Linked DNA regions of Homo sapiens: region 1 is linked to region 2. Evidence: chromatin loops called from intact Hi-C (ENCODE). Cell type or tissue: ascending aorta. All regions are shown on one strand. Region 1 overlaps SLC22A3 (solute carrier family 22 member 3). Region 2 overlaps IGF2R (insulin like growth factor 2 receptor).

Region 1 (2,500 bases), 270 kb after region 2:
CAGTTTCCTCAGCACTAGAATGGGTACAAGAATGCCTGCCTTAGCAATTGGCTTGACATATGCTTGCAAAGTGCCTGGTCATAGGTGGTGCTCAGAACAGTTGGTTCCTGTGAACACATAAAGACCCTTAAGCCAGGTGGGAGTCAGGAGGGAGGGAAGGAACAGGCTATGGGCCAGATTTGACCCTGGAGCTGTAAGTTTGCTGATCCCTGGTCTAGCATAATAAATCACTGATAAATTTGCCTTAAATATAAAGAGTCAAAGCCTTGGCCAGTTGTGGTGGTTCATGCCTGTAATCCCAGGAGTCTGAGGCCAGCCTAGGCAGCATTTTGAGACTCCAACTATACAAAAATATTTTAAAATTTTTAAAAAATTGGCCGAGTGTGGTGATGCATGCCTGTAGTCCTATCTACTCAGAAGGTTGAACCCAGGAGGTCGAACTGTGCTGCTGTATTCCAGCCTGGGTGACAGAGGAAGACCCTGTCTCTAAAAAATAAAATAAAATATCTCGGACACTAATTTGCTCTAAAGGCTGAGAATACCGATACTTTCCCACTGGACCCCACAGGTAGGTCATATTTCCCAGCTTCCCTTGAAGCTAGAGAGGCCACGTGTCTGAGTCCTGGTCAGTGATGTTGGGGAAGTGAATGTGGAACTGCTAAGCCTGGAGCCGGAGCAACCTTCCTCCTGCAGTCCCCGGAGGATGGTGGAACTCTTACACGGAAGGATATGCGTTCCTGGAGGCATGCGAGGCAGGCAGGAGCCCCACAGCTCCCCTCCACACCAATTCATCTGCACAGGAATATGGGATTGCGAATAAGAAATAAGCTTTATTGTGTTACACAACTGAGGCTTGGGAGACTGCTTGTTGCAGCTCTTCCTGTTAGGCTGCTCTGACTCATACAGCATCTTAGTGTGCTTCCTGGCAGGGCACAGGTCACGAGGCTGTGGGCACCTGACAAAATGGTATGGAGGCTGGTGCCTCTAAGAGCATCCTCCCCTAGGTCTGGTACACAAGGTCTCTGTGCCTCCACCCCATGTCTCCGCCTATAGAGGCTTTTCCCTCTCTTAGCCCCCGGGGCTCCCACTCTCCAGGCAGTCACCCTGGGACATGTGCCACAGCTGTCCTCCCCTTGGGCTCTTGTGTGCGCTGTTTCCTTTCCTTTCCTCAAAATACCTGTCTTTCCTCGGCCGGGCACGGTGGCTCACACCTGTAATCCCAGCACTTTGGGAGGCCAAGGTGGGCAGATCACGAGGTCAGGAGATCGAGACCATCCTGGCTAACACGGTGAAACCCCGTCTCTACTAAAAAAAAAAAAAATACAAAAACGATTAGCCAGGCATGGTGGCGGCTGCCTGTAGTCCCAGCTACCGGGGAGGTTGAGGCAGGAGAATGGCGTGAACCCGGGAGGCGGAGCTTGCAGTAAGCTGAGATCGCACCACTGCACTCCAGCCTGGGCGACAGTTAGAGACTCTGTCTCAAAACAACAACAACAACAACAACAACAAAAAACTTGTCTTTTCTCATGAGGCTGTTCCGTTTTGTACCTTTACACACACCAATTCCAGACACACCTTCCCCACTGCTGCCTCTACCCAGGGCTGGGCTTGGCTTCCTTTATCTGTCTAGCTGCCTTCCCTCTACTCATCTTGTGCTCACTGCCTCATCAGACTCTGAGGTGCTGGAGGGCCGGCGCTCTGCCCTCCTAGCCTAACGCAGTGTTTGGCAAATATTTGTGATTAAATTAATGAATGAAAGAGAAAGGGATTCCTTGGCACGTGTAATGCTTTTTATGACCATGGCTAGGCCAACCCTGGAATTGGCTTTCAGAGATTAACCCAGGCCCTCTACCGATGGTGTTGCTTCCTGTTGACTCCTAACGCCGATTCCTTGCCTCATCCTCCGCCTTCATCATCTTCTGCCTTGCATCCATGAGGTGTGATCAGTCACAGGGTGAACAATCATCGGCGGCCATGGCCGCCCGCAGACCTCTGGAGCAGGAGGAAAACAGGCCTCCACTTTACTTGACTCCTATCTGCTCATGGGGTCTGTGTCCGCAGAATCCTAATGTAGGGGGTGTGACCTGGAACATGAAAGGGACAGGAAGGAATAGAACTGCTGGCTCTTTGGGGCCATAATTTTAATGTGCTGACGTCCATTGTGCAGAAGAGACTTTTCCCAGCTGTCCTGGCACCACACAGTAGTCTGTGTCATCAATCGAGCCTGCTCCAGGGCAGCTGGGCACAGGTGCAAGGCCCGGTGCAGGGAGGAGCACTGAAGGGCCTGGGCTGAGCAGCTCCCAGGGTGCAGCGCTGTCCCCTTCATGGCTATGGAGTGGGGAGCAAACACCACCTACCTTCCAAAACAAACTAAAACCTTTCCAACATTCTGCCTCGGTTTTTTCCCCACCCCCTCTTAAATCATAACCAAGAAAGGACATGTATTTATATTCTGTGAGGAAAAAGCAAAGTTTTAATGGTCTTTGGTGTGGCTTTTTAA
Region 2 (2,500 bases):
CACATGAGTTTGTTGGGCACTTTCTATACATGCCCGAAACCTGCCCACTTTGGACAGTGCCCTGTTCTGCAGGTAAGGCCCTCAAGGCTCAGAAGCTCAGCAACCCAGGGCCACAAAGTACGGGAGTAGGAGGGTTTGGGTTTGACCCCAGGTCTTAGGCTGTGACAATTGTGCAGTGGGCCAGGTGACCACCCCTGAGTGTGGGAATGCAAGAACAGGTCGATAAACCTTTAGGGAGCCCAAAATTTATTTTCTTCTGGCCTTTAAACCAGATTTTTACTCCTAACATTGAAGCTTTGTTTGTTTGTTTTTTGTTTTTGTTTTTGAGATGGAGTTTTGCTCTTGTTGCCCAGGCTGGAGTGCAATGGCGCCATCTCGATCTTGGCTCACTGCAACTTCTGCCTCCCGGGTTCAAGCAATTCTCCTGCCTCAGCCTCCTGAGTAGCTGGGATTACAGGCACCTGCCACCGTGCCCGAATAATTTTTGTATTTTTAGTAGAGACGGGGTTTCACCATGTTGGTCAGGCTGGTCTCTAACTCCTGACCTCAAGTGATCTGCCCTCTTTGGTTTCCCAAAGTGTTGGAATTGACAGGTGTGAGCCACTGCGCCTGCCTGAGGCTTTTTATAATGCACTAGAAATAATGTCAGTTCAATCATTTGTGTGTTTCAGGTGACAAAGTTGTTGTCACGTACTCCAAAGGTTATCCGTGTGGTGGAAATAAGACCGCATCCTCCGTGATAGAATTGACCTGTACAAAGACGGTGGGCAGACCTGCATTCAAGAGGTCAGGAGACTGGGGGCTCAGAGCGGGACTGTGCAGTGAGCATACTGGAGGGAATTCCTCCTTGGGGTTTTCATGGGCAGGTTTTGGCTGAGTCTTAGGAGCTCAGGGCCAGAGCCGCTGATTGTGCTGTATTGGGCGGGGCTGCTCCAGGCAGGGAAGACCTCCAGATACAGTGCTGAGACACTGTTACAAGACCAGTGCAACTTCTCTGGGCTAGCTTGTCTCTTGAACTAGGTTTAGCACTGGCTGAGCAGTACTTAACTGACCTCTACCTTTGAATGTCATAGTAGAAACAAAGGGGCGTGGATTTGTCCCACCCGAGGTGTTCAAGCAGCCTGGCTGGGACCCTCGAGCAGCTGGGACCTGCATCTGGACCTGGGATGTGCTTGGATTATATTCAAGTTTTCCCGGCCACATTGCATCTGGTGCCAGGGAGAGCTTGGCCAACAGAGGGTGCATGTGAGCTGCTGTTTGTGAACAGAACTGATTCCTTCCAGACGCTGAGTTTGGAAAAGGGGTGACTCAGAAATTGCCAAAGGATTTATGAATGTATGAGTCTGAGAAGCTTAAACAAAAATCTAAAAATCTAGGAGCAAATTTTCCAGGTTTTGAATGTTGCACGGTTTACAAATTTTAAAAAATTTATATTGAATGCTTGCCTGCTTTGTCACATTACTGATGTGTGCACCACAGTCATCTTCCCTGTCCATTGTGGTGATGAAAAGAAGTGAGTAAAATAACCACCCTCGCTCCGAGCTGCCGTCAGTGTTGAGTCGGGAAATTCTGCCTAGGCCTGCGCAGCCCGGGGAGTGGGGGCCTCGGGACCCAACTGAAGTCTCGCAGCACCTTGACTGAAAGCCAGTGAGCTGCTTCAAGGGCTCCGCAGTGTTCATTGTTTTGCAGTCTTCCCTTATGTCTGGCTGGGGAAGTGACTGTAGCCTGTGCTTCCCTCCTCCTAGGTTTGATATCGACAGCTGCACTTACTACTTCAGCTGGGACTCCCGGGCTGCCTGCGCCGTGAAGCCTCAGGAGGTGCAGATGGTGAATGGGACCATCACCAACCCTATAAATGGCAAGAGCTTCAGCCTCGGAGATATTTATTTTAAGTAAGTAAAACGTTTTCCTTCTGAGCTGTGAAATGTGTTCAAAATTAAACCAGCAATGCCGCTCTTTCCCTATCGGGGAGCACTGCAGGATAAATAGGTCTGTGTTTTAGTTACTGTTGCTGGAGTCATCGTCATCTTTTGCTTAAACTGAGGAAAAGCGTTACTCAATCATTAAGTTTTAACACCAAAGATGGTGAATTCTCATGAGTGTAAAAATAAATCCCCCGTCCTTCTCCCTCTCTTCATGATAATCTCAGGGGTTGAAGCCGAAGCCTTCTGACATGTTTGAGCAGGAATCTTCTGGGCTTACCAGTGTTTAGAAAATAAGTTTCTCAGCAGTGTTACTGGGGCTGCTCTTGGGGGTGGTGGCCGAGGTGCACAGACAGGGCGAGGGCCGTGTGGTGCTGGATACGGCACCTGAGGAAGGTGGATTAGCACTCAGAGGCCAGAACTGGTTGGGGAGAAAGCCTCTTGAGAGGGAAACTGGTGTCCTCAGAATTGCTGTGGGGTCACAGACGTGCTGCCCTAGCGTGTCCGTGCTTCCTTTCCCTAGGAAAGGAAGCATCCTGGGGCCCTGCAGTGATTCTGAGGACTGAGGGTTTATGTCA

The links. Hi-C counts contacts between places; a loop is a spot of excess contacts. Peaks named below come from ENCODE experiments on the same cell type or tissue, not always from the same donor. Only the 100,000 strongest peaks of a DNase experiment are listed, where the experiment ranks them.
Region 1: it touches region 2 in a loop (3.0-fold over the local background); 1 of 110 quality-filtered maps calls a loop at or near these places.

Annotation. Positions count from the first base shown.
Region 1 is chr6:160,354,291-160,356,790 of GRCh38, forward strand. All of the region lies in intron 1 of SLC22A3 (solute carrier family 22 member 3), which reads left to right. Among named protein-coding and RNA genes, the nearest start is that of SLC22A3, 7.2 kb to the left of the region's middle. In ascending aorta, no CTCF peak of the experiment used is centred here; a DNase peak (open chromatin) is centred at 941; H3K4me3 peaks cover 464 bases; H3K27ac peaks cover 2,500 bases.
Region 2 is chr6:160,087,362-160,089,861 of GRCh38, forward strand. It overlaps IGF2R (insulin like growth factor 2 receptor), which reads left to right. Exons shown (of 48, transcript NM_000876.4): 42 at 672-786; 43 at 1,746-1,892. Among named protein-coding and RNA genes, the nearest start is that of SLC22A1, 33 kb to the right of the region's middle. In ascending aorta, a CTCF peak has its summit at 1,228 (motif pointing right); a DNase peak (open chromatin) is centred at 1,230; H3K4me3 peaks cover 514 bases; H3K27ac peaks cover 1,759 bases.